Regions from separate parts of the Homo sapiens genome. Here region 2 is linked to region 1. Evidence: read pairs that join two places in POLR2A ChIA-PET (ENCODE). Cell type or tissue: CD4-positive, alpha-beta T cell. All regions are shown on one strand. Links, peaks and the distances in the headings refer to the core of each region. The heading gives the core; the rest is flanking DNA. Region 1 overlaps SUSD6 (sushi domain containing 6). Region 2 overlaps SRSF5 (serine and arginine rich splicing factor 5).

Region 1 (5,372 bases), core at 288-5,287:
AAAGAGAAACGGGCAAGGACCCAATCTTGTTGTGAGTAAGCACACACACCCTCTGAAGGGCTGTGGTTCTTATACCTTGGAAACCAAACTGGACCAAAGGAGCTCAGAGAAGCCAGCAGCTTAGATAAGAGGGGCCCGCCTAAAAGGCTCTGTAGACACTGGCTGAGAAGCCAGCCCAGGACCTTGGGTTTAAATTACGCAAGTCCTGACTAGCCCCTGTCTTGCCTTCCCTAGGTCAGTCTTTTAAATCAACTATTAAAAGGTGGAATAGGAAGGACACAGCCTTACTATTCAAAGTATGGTCCATTAACAGCAGCACTGGCAGCACCTGGGAGCTTGTTAGAAATGAAGAATTTCAGCCTTCATCCCAGATCTACTGAATCAGAATCTGCATTTTAGTAAGGTTCCCCAGGTGATTCATATGCATGTTAAAGTTTGGGGAAGTCCTGGTTAGGGTATGCTGCCCTTCCAGTCCCTGCTTTGTCACCTCTTCATTTGGTAAAGGTGGCTTTTAAGACTGTCCACAACCCTCATCCTTCAATCCCACACACACACAATTACACACACACACACACACACACACACACACACACACTCCCCACCCCACCCCAGTTCAGAACCTTCAAACTCACACCAAGAGTGATGGGGGTAGATTACTTCCTTTTTGCGTCTTTCTTAGGTCCTTACAAGGCCAGAAAGAGGCAAGGTTTGAAGCACAAGCTAAATTACAGTCCTTCCAAGTGAGTGATTCAGCCCATCCCTGCCATTCAAAGGCTCTCCAGGAGGAGGGACAGAAAACGGGGTGGTAAACAGAAAGGTATAAACTCTGATGGAAAGAGATTCATCATTTGCATCTGAACAGAGAATAACAAGGGTCCAAAGTTTCATTTCTAACATTTTTTGTTTTTGTTTCTGTTTTTTGCTGCTGCTGTCTTATGTAACATAAAGATTCTTGGAGGCATAGGCAAAAGGGCAAAGCACACACACAGAGTTAACAAAAACACAGCAAGAGTTCTCCTAGCAGAGTGGTGGGGGGCAGCAGCTGGAACAAAACCAAGACCTGGATGAAGCATAGCATAACTGAGCACTGGAAAAGAAGATAGAACGTGGGGAGAAGGGGGGCTGGACTCTGTCATGCAGTCAGTGCACTGAAGTGACTATGCTGCTGCCCCACACTCCCTCCCCTGCACAGGTCACTCACCCCTCTCACCCCACCCGCTGTCACAAGCAGCAGATGGCCCAGCCCTGGGCAGCTGGTCAGAGGACAGCAATCTGCACGTGCTTGCCTGCCCCTCCTCCAGGGCTGGAGATGAGGAGGACCAGGTCAAAGTCAATGCCCATCCCTGGTGGAAGCAATTCTTGCAAGAGTGTCCTGGGGGTGGGGATGGCAACATCACCCAATGCTTTGCCACAATGAGACACACTTCAAAAACAACTCAGCATTATCCAAGGCTCTCCAGCACCCACACACAGCTCAGAAAGAGAGAGCCTTAGGCAGGGTAAGGGTGGAGAGGGTCAGAGAACAGTTCCCAGAGCGCACTGGGGTATGCTGACCCTGGTTAGGGGGGGACATTCATTCCTTCAACATTTGCTGTGTATATACCACATCCCAGGCGCTGCACCAGCAATGAGGGATACAGTGGTGATAGCAGACAGTCTCTGCCCTCAAGAAGCTCAGGTAAGGTCAGGAAGAACAAGGAAACAGACGGTAATATGGTGCGGTAAGTACTGAGCACAGGGTGTAATGCCAGCACCAAGGAGAGGCACCCACACAAGTATGGGGCAAGCGGCAGTCTAAGCTGATACCTGGCTTTAGAAGGTATTAGCCAGACAGAGCAGAAAGAGGTGGGTACAGGGAGTGGTGGGGCATTCCAAGGAGAAGAAACACATCAAAAAGCTGGGAGGCAAAAGAGACCTGGGAACTGCAATCTGTGCTGTCCCAGCCTTTGCTAACTTTGGTCACCTAGACCAGGGGCAGACTCCCGGGTTTGTCACGGAATCCTAACACATTACTGCCTTAAGGAACTTTGGGATCATCTTATAAAATCCAATCTACCCATTTTAGGAGAGGAAAACTGAGGCCTATCAAATGATCATGACTTCTTGAGAGAATGGCTGAACCAGAACCCCATTCTCCTAACTCTCACCAAACAAAGTTTCCTCATATATCTCCCAATCAGAATCTGACCACTGACTGAGCCCTTCTGGACACAGAGCCAGGCCCAGAACTGTTCTCCACTAGGCTAGGTCTGTTCTGAGAACCCAAGGAATAGCTCTCGTCCAGGCCTCTGCCAGACTGGAGGTCCAGCAGCACTAGCCTCCAGGAACTCCAACAAGGTAGGAACAGCTCATGAGAAAAAAAGACTGGCTACCTGCCTCTTCTGGAAAGGAGGCAGAAAGCACACATGGCAGTACCGGAGATAGGCTCTGTGAGTGTATATTGGCAACAATGGGTTCCCCCAGGAAATGAAGAGTTGTTCTAAGAGCTGAAGGAAATTATCAGCCAACACAGAAAGAGGAGGCGAGTCTGAGGTACTGCCAAACCAGGCAGGCTTAATTAAGGCTCTCCCACCCTCTTCCTCAGGAAGCCAGTCCCTACCCCTGGCTGGTCACACTACCTTAACTGTGAGAAGCACTCATTTCAGGGAAGCTGAAGGCCTTCCTCTTGGTCTCACCTCAGGAGGTAAGCCATCAGCCAGGGGTCTGAGCCACTGGAATTTCAGGGCCTAGCTGCCCTTACTGTCACCTCCGTCTATGCCTTCAACAGCAACAGTACTTGCTCTATTGTGGTTCTATAGCCTGCCGCCCACTCCAGGCAGCAAGAGTGTGTGCAGAGTGGAAGAAAGCACTCATTAGCTTTGAGTGTAACCCTCTACAGAATCTAAATAGAAGGCACAGTTATTCAACTGCTAAGGCACAATTCCTCCTCTTCTCATAGTAAAACAAAGATGCATGTCCACACCCACTAGCTGACTAAAAACTGTGCAGAAAGAGAATAAGAGGCACTGGGGTTAAACCAACTTACTAAATTCATCTCAGTCCCTGGCAATCCTCAGTTCTATGACCCTGAAGCATAGGTGTGATGAAAACAGCCTAATAATCAGAAATCTTTCCTGTCCAAAATGCCCTCAGATGCTGTCCCTGACCACATGCTCAAGTGCAATCCCCAAAGGCTGGCCCTGGCCTTCAGGGCCAATGCCAGCCCAGGGCCCTAGACATGGATATAAAGGCCAAGAAAGTGGCCTGCCAGAAAAAGATTTACTCTAGGGCTGAAAAGCCACGTTTGGTCTCGTACAACAAAGGGGTTATAATGGGAACCCTGTGTTCTAAACTCCTTCACATCTGCCACAAGGAACCTCTGGGTGGAGGTGAAAATGTGTGTGTGTGTGTGTGTGTGTGTGTGTGTGTGTGTGTGTGTGTGTGGTGTGCCTTGGGTGGAGTGGGGGCAGAGGAGATGACTTCCTTCTCTTCCACCCAAAAAACAACTCTTTAGAATATGTCCTCCTGAAAGGCAAGTAAGTACAGTTCTGATTTCCAAACCTCACTGTTTGACAGAACTTGTTTTCTCTCCCTGCTTTTTAAAACAGATGAATGCTCCCCTAGGGGAAAAGCAGCTGTAAATATAGAAGAGGGTGGAAAAAGAATCCTGCTATGAGTTCCAGAGGAACTATTGTACTATTGTAAAAGGCCTTCTCAAAAGAAGCAATACACCCTATTCCAAAAAGAAAACACACAACTTCATCCAAAGTCTTTCTCTAAAGTGTACCTTTGGGCAGATGATTTCTTTACACTCCACAGCTGCTTCCTCCTCTACCTGACACTAAGGCCTTCACATATTAAGTGAGTTAGCAATTTTCTTCCTGGGAGCCTTAGAAAGAACTAGTCCACAACTCAGTCCACTGCTACTGAGTGTCCTCCATCATCATCAACATTATCATCATCTTCATCGTCGTCATCATCATCATCAAAGGACTTAATTCATTACCAAACTACTGCTGACATTTAAATAAACTTAAGCCATTATCTTTTTAGGCAAACTGAGGCCATAGTATTTACTAGCTGAGAATAGAATGGGAAGAGGGTATAAATCTGAAAAAGGTGGCCTGGCTTCTATATTTATTACTTTTCAAAAGCAACAGCATTTTTCAAAGGCTCAGGATTCTGTGAAATCACCCTCTAGCTTGTTATATCCCTTCATCCCAACAGTAGTGGGGATGCCACCCCAAAATCCATTTACCAGAAATAAAAGATGTAAAGACATGTTTTGGATAAAGTTTGTGAGAAAAAAATTCAAGCTGCTTCTATTTTCATACAAGCTACAATCACAAAGAGTTTTGCCTTTGCAACCACACTTCCTACCTAGAATTCCAGTAAATTTAGATGTGCCTCATAAATCTAAACTGTGTAACAGGGAATTTAGCTGGCTGAAACCGTCCTAGCCCACAGATGTTACCAACCTATTTCACAGTCCTAGGTGGATCTAAGAAATGAAAGGGAGATGGAGGGGAAAAGTTAGCATGATGCTTAAAGCCCTACCAAGTCAGAAGTGGAGGATACTGCTTTTAATTTCATGCAAGATTCTACTATTCAAAGAAAAAATGCAACATAAGCCTATAAACCACATCAGTGACATGACAAAGAAAATGTTTGTATTTGCAAAATACATTCAAATCCCCAAACTCCCCAGAAAAATCAATACAAGTGCCAATAATACAAATAAATCAAATCCTCAATCTGACAGGTCTGCTTACCATTGCTCCTAAGAGTTCATTCCCTGAAGCTATAAGCTTCCCTGTGGCCAGGCACCTTTCACACCCTCCTTCTGGGGTGATTCACCATGCAGAGAACCTGGATCAAACAGAGGCATCTGGCCTCACCATCATTCCCCAAGAACCCTAGTCAACTTCTAGGATAAGCACATTTTCCACATGAACCAGAGTTTCAAGAGAATCCCATGATAATACAAACTCTTGGGAGACAAGTCTGACCCTTCCTGACCTTTCCACTTTCTCTCAGGTCTTGGTCACCAGAGTCCTAAAACTGGATGGTCCCCAGCCTCCAGCTGCTGCTGTGCTCCAGGCCACCCAAAATCCTACTGGGAACTGCACTCCCAAAGTACTATCAGGTCGCCTTTCACCTCCAATGGTTCACATTTGTTTATTCCATGTATCATCATTTCCTGACAATCTTCTATATACAGCTTTAAAATGCAAAGAAGGCACAATCCCCAGCCTACCAAGAATTTCAGTGGAGTTGAGGAGGCTGCAAACCCAAACAGCAAACAATCAAAACACACAATAAGGCAATCATGTCTATTTCAGTATTCTACATGGGTGCAATAAAATGCTAACCAGTGAGATATGAATGATTAG
Region 2 (5,372 bases), core at 150-5,149, 140 kb before region 1:
TTTCAAATTGTCTCTAATAAAATTTAAACATTTTGCATATCATATGTAAATAAGGATCAAGTAAATGATTAACAACTAATATTAACAATTACAAAAAGTCAATCATGCTTATTAGTTACTTGGGATTTTTATCATTTTGTATGGTCAGGTACAAATGAAACCAAGACAATATAGTTTTCGGGTATCAGTTTGGCAAATGTGCAGGACTAACAAGTACTCCCAACACCAAAACGAGAAACACAGATTTGGGTTACTAACATCCTCTTAAAAACGCAGATTTTTGACAAGGCTACCACCTATCATTTTTACTTATTATATCCATATATACCTACCTGTTCAAATTGTTTTCTCTATTATCTAACCAACATCATCTGCTAGGAGACTTGGTTACATACAAGTTATGTAAGAACACATTTGTTTAGCTTTTGAGGAAGACAGGGTTGGCCTCAAACCATTCTTAGAAAGGAATAAAGATGGCCGGATGCAGTAGTTCACACCTGTAATCCCAGCACTTTGGGAGGCCGAGTCGGGCAGATCATGAGGTCAAGTGATTGAGACCATCCTGGCCAAAATGGTGAAACCCCATCTCTACTAAAAATACAAAAATTAGCCAGGCATGGTGGCACACACCTGTAGTCCCAGCTACTCGGGAGGCTGAGGCAGGAGAATCACTTGAACCCCAGAAGCAGAGGTTGCAGTGAGCCGAGATAGCACCACCGCGCTCCATCCAACCTAGCAACAGAGCAAGACCCTGTCTAAAAAAAAAAAAAAAAAGCAAGGAATAAAGATGAAACTAATATAAACATAGAAAACAAAGGTTAAACCATGCCCTACAAAGGCAGGTCCTAAACCTTTCCTTAGGATTACATCCACACTCCTCATGGTATCTGAAGCCTGGTTTTGAGAGTCCCTTTTTGAGACATAATTGTTATCTCCCTGCCATTTTTTTCAAAAGAAGGAATTTATCGTACTCCCTAACACCTCTAAGATTAAAAGTAGCTTAATTCTTGGCTGGGCACAGTGGCTCACACCTGTAATCCCAACACTTTGGGAGGCCAAGGCAGGCAGATAGATTATTTGGAGTCAGGAGTTCAAGACCAGCTTGGCCAACATGGTCAAACCTCATCTCTAATAAAAATACAAAAATCAGCCAGACATGGTGGTGGGATATTCCAGCTCCTGGGAGGCTAAGACATTAGGATCACTTGAGCCTGGGAAGTGGAGGTTCCAGTGAGTCAAGACACCACCACTGCACTCCAGCCTGGGTGACCAAGCAAGACTCTATCCCAAGAAAAAAAAAGAAGACTGGCAGAGTGGCTCACGCCTGTAAACCAAGCACTTTGAGAGGTTGAGGTGGGTGTATCACTTGAGGTCAGGAGTTCGAGACCAGACTGGCTAACAGGTTAAAACCCCGTCTGTACTAAAAATACAAAAAAAAAAAAAAAATAGCTGGGCATGGGGATGGGCACCTGTAATCCCAGCTACCTGGGAGGCTGAGGCAAGAGAATCGCTTGAACCCAGGAGGCAGAGGCTGCAGTGAGCCAAGATCGCCCAAACTGGGCAACAGCAAGACTCCATCTCAAAAAAAAAAAAAAGTTTGTCTGATTGTCTAGGGGTAGAGGGGAAGAACATCAACATACTACCATACTGCACTGAGGAGCATGTTTTAAAAGCCCAAGGGTGAGAAGCTGCTTTTGATAGCAACTTCAGGCTAAGTACTGCCTTCAGAGACGCTAAGAAAATCTAGATTTAACCATTTATTAAAATAAACCTAGTTCTCTCAACTAATTCAACAGGTATACCAACTCCTAAACTCAGCCTCTTACTGCAATTAGCAGTTTTAAGCTTCCGTGGCCTGTTCTAGTCTTAGAAACAGCTGGGGAGTGGCCTTTTAAAAATTAAGGATACCAAAAACCTTTCAATTCTCCCAAATGGAGATTCCCACTTCCCAATCCGCATGCTTTCGGGAAGCTAAAAGCTACATTTTTCTAGTGCTTCTAATTCTGCCTTCTTCCAAATCCCTGAAAAGCTAGGGGCAAAAATCTTTACGTGAACAGTGACAGTGTGGTGTGGGGGTCTTAGGAATCAGACTTCCTAGATTTTAACACCAATCCATCCCTGTTCTTTGAAAAATTCCTGAATTCCCACCAGTAAAATGATGGTATTAGATTCAGTCAACACAGAGGTAATGGCACTTAAAACAGTGCCTGGCTATTACTATCAGATGCTATATAGATGTTATTCACTGGTTCCCAGTATTTATGTAGTCTAGCCCCCACAGAACTAAGAATATATCTAAGTGTCTTGAGACTCCTGTATTAACAAAGCTCATTTTCTACACATCTAAGACAGGGCTTGAAAGATCACATATAGAAGTCTAAGGTTAATGTGGATATAGGACCTTAGGCATTTTGCACTATTGTTTTCCCTTAAACATGTACTATCCCATACATATCTCAAGACAAAAAGTAGCATGTCAAAGCCCCTTAAGCATTCACGTTATCTGACCACCAAAACTGCATCACAACTGGATAAAGTGGTTCACACCTATAATCCCAGCACTTTGGGAGGCCAAGTTAGGAGAATCACTTGAGGCCAGTTCAAGACCAGTATGGGCAACATAGCAAGACCCTGTCTCTAGAAAAATAAAAAATTAGCCACACACAGTGGTGCACACCTATAGTCTTAACTACTCAGGAGGCAGAGGCGGGACAATTGTTTGAGCCCAGGAGGTTAAGGCTGCAGTGAGCAGTGATCACACCACCACATTCCAGCCTAGACAAACAGAACAAGATCCTGCCTCAAAAAAAAACAAAAACAAGGCCGGGCACAGTGGGTCATGCCTGTAATTCCAGTACTTTGGGAGGCCAGGCAGATGGATCACCTGAGGTTAGGAGTTCAAAACCAGCCTGGCCAACACGGTGAAACCCGTCTCTACTAAAAATAAAAATTAGCTGGGCATGGTGGCACATGCCTGTTATCTCTGCTACCTGGGAGGCTGAGGCAGGAGAATCGCTTGAACTTGGGAGGCAGAGGTTGCAGTGAGCCAAGATCGCACCATTGCACTCCAGCCCGGGCAACAAGAGCAAAACTCCATCTCAAAAACAAAACAAAAAAACCTGTCCTAATCTTTAAGGTAGGCAAGAAACACTGCTTCCCACACTATCCTCCTCTTGGCTCTGGAAGCTTAAGTAACCTGATGCCAATAAATTCAGGAGATAGAGAAAGAACTTTGGGGGACAGGGGGGCCACGGACACAAAACTCAACAATTGTGATTTTGGCATTCACTTACTTCTGTATCTTTTCACTAGCCTGGAGACGTCAAAAACATTATTTTTAAAGAGAGACCGTAACCAACTCCAGGATTCTGGATGTGTTCTGTGTTTTAAATCTACTGTATAAGGATGAGAAATAATCAGCATAGGACTTCTTCAGACAAACAGACAAAAAGTAGTTTTATAATATTTTATTATCAATAACAAACAGCTGCTCTAATGTGTCTGTCCAGCAGCTGTTAAAGAGTGGAGGACACCCTTGACCCTAACAAGGAAAACAAATTAAGCCTTTATGTACAAGCAAATTTAGAGCTCTTTTAAGTGTCCAAAGCTATTAATTAGTTTAATTAAGGCATTAAACTAATTCTGAATTAACATTTTTATAACCAAGAACTAAAATGTTCAAATTTTTTTCTAGTACAAAAAAATTAAATTTGCTTTAGTTATAAAAGAGCTCTGTCAATATACACAAACTATATACTTCAGACATTCACAAAAATGTGAGCAGAAGGCTTATCAAAAGACATTTAATACAATTAGTTTTCAACAACCCCTTGGTGGTCCACATCTACAAAGATATCCAGCCCAACCCAACCCCCCTTCCAAATCCCACCCCCACAGAAAAGCACATACTTACCAGAATTTTTAGCAAGTATGGTTTGGGAATTTTTGTGGTTTTTGTTTTTTAAAAAAAGGCCCCCAGGGCAAGTTATTTACAGTTTAATTGCCACTGTCAACTGATCTGGACCTTGATCGGGACCGGGACCTCTGGCGATCCACAGATGCTGGAGACTTAGATCTACTTGAAGAACCACGTTTCTGGCTCTTCTCAGGCACGGGAGACCTACTAACAGAACGGGACTTGCTCCGGCTCCGGCTCCTGCTCCTGCTTCTTGACCGGCTGTAAGATTTGCGACTACGGGAACGGGATCGGCTACGAGACCTAGAGGAACTTCTGGTCCGGGATCGAGACCTGCTTCTTGACCTACTATGAAAAATGAAAAGAAATCAGCCTAGATAAGACTCTACAACAAACCCATTAAATACAACTTTTGACTTTAAAAAATTAGAGATACCTGTGCCTTTTGCTGCCTTCAATTAATTTTATTTTTCTCCCATTTATTTCCTTTCCAGAAAGTTTTTCAATAGCATTCTTTAAGTCACCATAAGAGGCAAACTCAACCACCCTAAAATGGAAAACAGCCACTTTTAAAGTATATACATCCTGTAGTCTCACACATTGCACACAGCAGTCTAGGTAAGTCGTTTCTATGTTCACTTTTGCTATTGCTACTATTGAGTCTTATTTCTGGATAACACAGCATTAAAAGAGCAAAGTTTTGGCACTGTTATACTTTGAGCCAATTCATTGTTGAGGGGGTTCCCTATGCACCGTGGGATGCTTAGCAGGATGCCTAGCCCCTACTGACTACATGCCAACAGCATCCTCTCTCAACCAGTTGTGACAACCAAACTTGTCTCCAGACACTGCCAAAGGTGTGGGGGGGAGGAGGGAAGCAGCAAAATTGTCTCTGGAGAATCTCTGCATTCTAACATATTCAAATTTTAAGTCCTCAAAACTAAGTTCACAGTAAAATTTTCCGGATATTTTTAAAGACTTTCACAGTTTCCAGTACATACCCTTCATTTAATTTAGGTCGGTGTGCATCCGCAAACGTTACTTCCCCAGCTTGTCTCATGAAATCTTTGAGATCCTTAACACAAGATAATTGTGTTAAGCAAAGAAGAGGAAAGGGGACACACAAACAATCACATGATATAAAAAAAACAAGACTACTGAAAGAGAAGATGTTAGATAAAGTACAAACATGGCATTTACCACACTTGTATTCTATCAGAATTCAAAAATTATCTATGTCAGGGCACGGAATAAGCAAATAGCATATTGCTTTTAAGCAAAATGCTAAAAGAAATTCAGATTTTAACATTAAGGTAGTATTAGTCTATGCTGAGCTCAGTACAAAAGAAAAAAAAACAAACAAAAAAACAACAAAAAAGGAAACAGTACATATTTTTAAAGTAAAGACTAAAGTAGAGAAGTTTTATTTAAAAAAACAGAACATTTACAAGACACC

The links. ChIA-PET counts read pairs that join two places held together with the same protein. Peaks named below come from ENCODE experiments on the same cell type or tissue, not always from the same donor. Only the 100,000 strongest peaks of a DNase experiment are listed, where the experiment ranks them.
Region 2: POLR2A ChIA-PET joins it to region 1 with 6 read pairs; 12 of 35 experiments call an interaction of 5 or more read pairs at or near these places.

The regions. Positions count from the first base shown.
Region 1 is chr14:69,633,647-69,639,018 of GRCh38, reverse strand. All of the region lies in intron 1 of SUSD6 (sushi domain containing 6), which reads right to left. Among named protein-coding and RNA genes, the nearest start is that of SUSD6, 25 kb to the right of the region's middle. RefSeq lists enhancers at 749-1,261, 1,297-1,346. In CD4-positive, alpha-beta T cell, for the core only: no CTCF peak of the experiment used is centred there; a DNase peak (open chromatin) is centred at 3,400; H3K4me3 peaks cover 437 bases; H3K27ac peaks cover 3,270 bases.
Region 2 is chr14:69,770,086-69,775,457 of GRCh38, reverse strand. SRSF5 (serine and arginine rich splicing factor 5) reads right to left here. Exons shown (of 8, transcript NM_001320214.2): 6 at 4,918-4,991; 7 at 4,353-4,463; 8 at 3,453-4,264. The coding sequence ends at 3,997. It overlaps SLC10A1 (solute carrier family 10 member 1), which reads left to right. Exons shown (of 5, transcript NM_003049.4): 5 at 1-42. Among named protein-coding and RNA genes, the nearest start is that of SRSF5, 5.6 kb to the right of the region's middle. RefSeq lists an enhancer at 3,744-4,943. In CD4-positive, alpha-beta T cell, for the core only: no CTCF peak of the experiment used is centred there; DNase peaks (open chromatin) are centred at 1,631 and 2,737.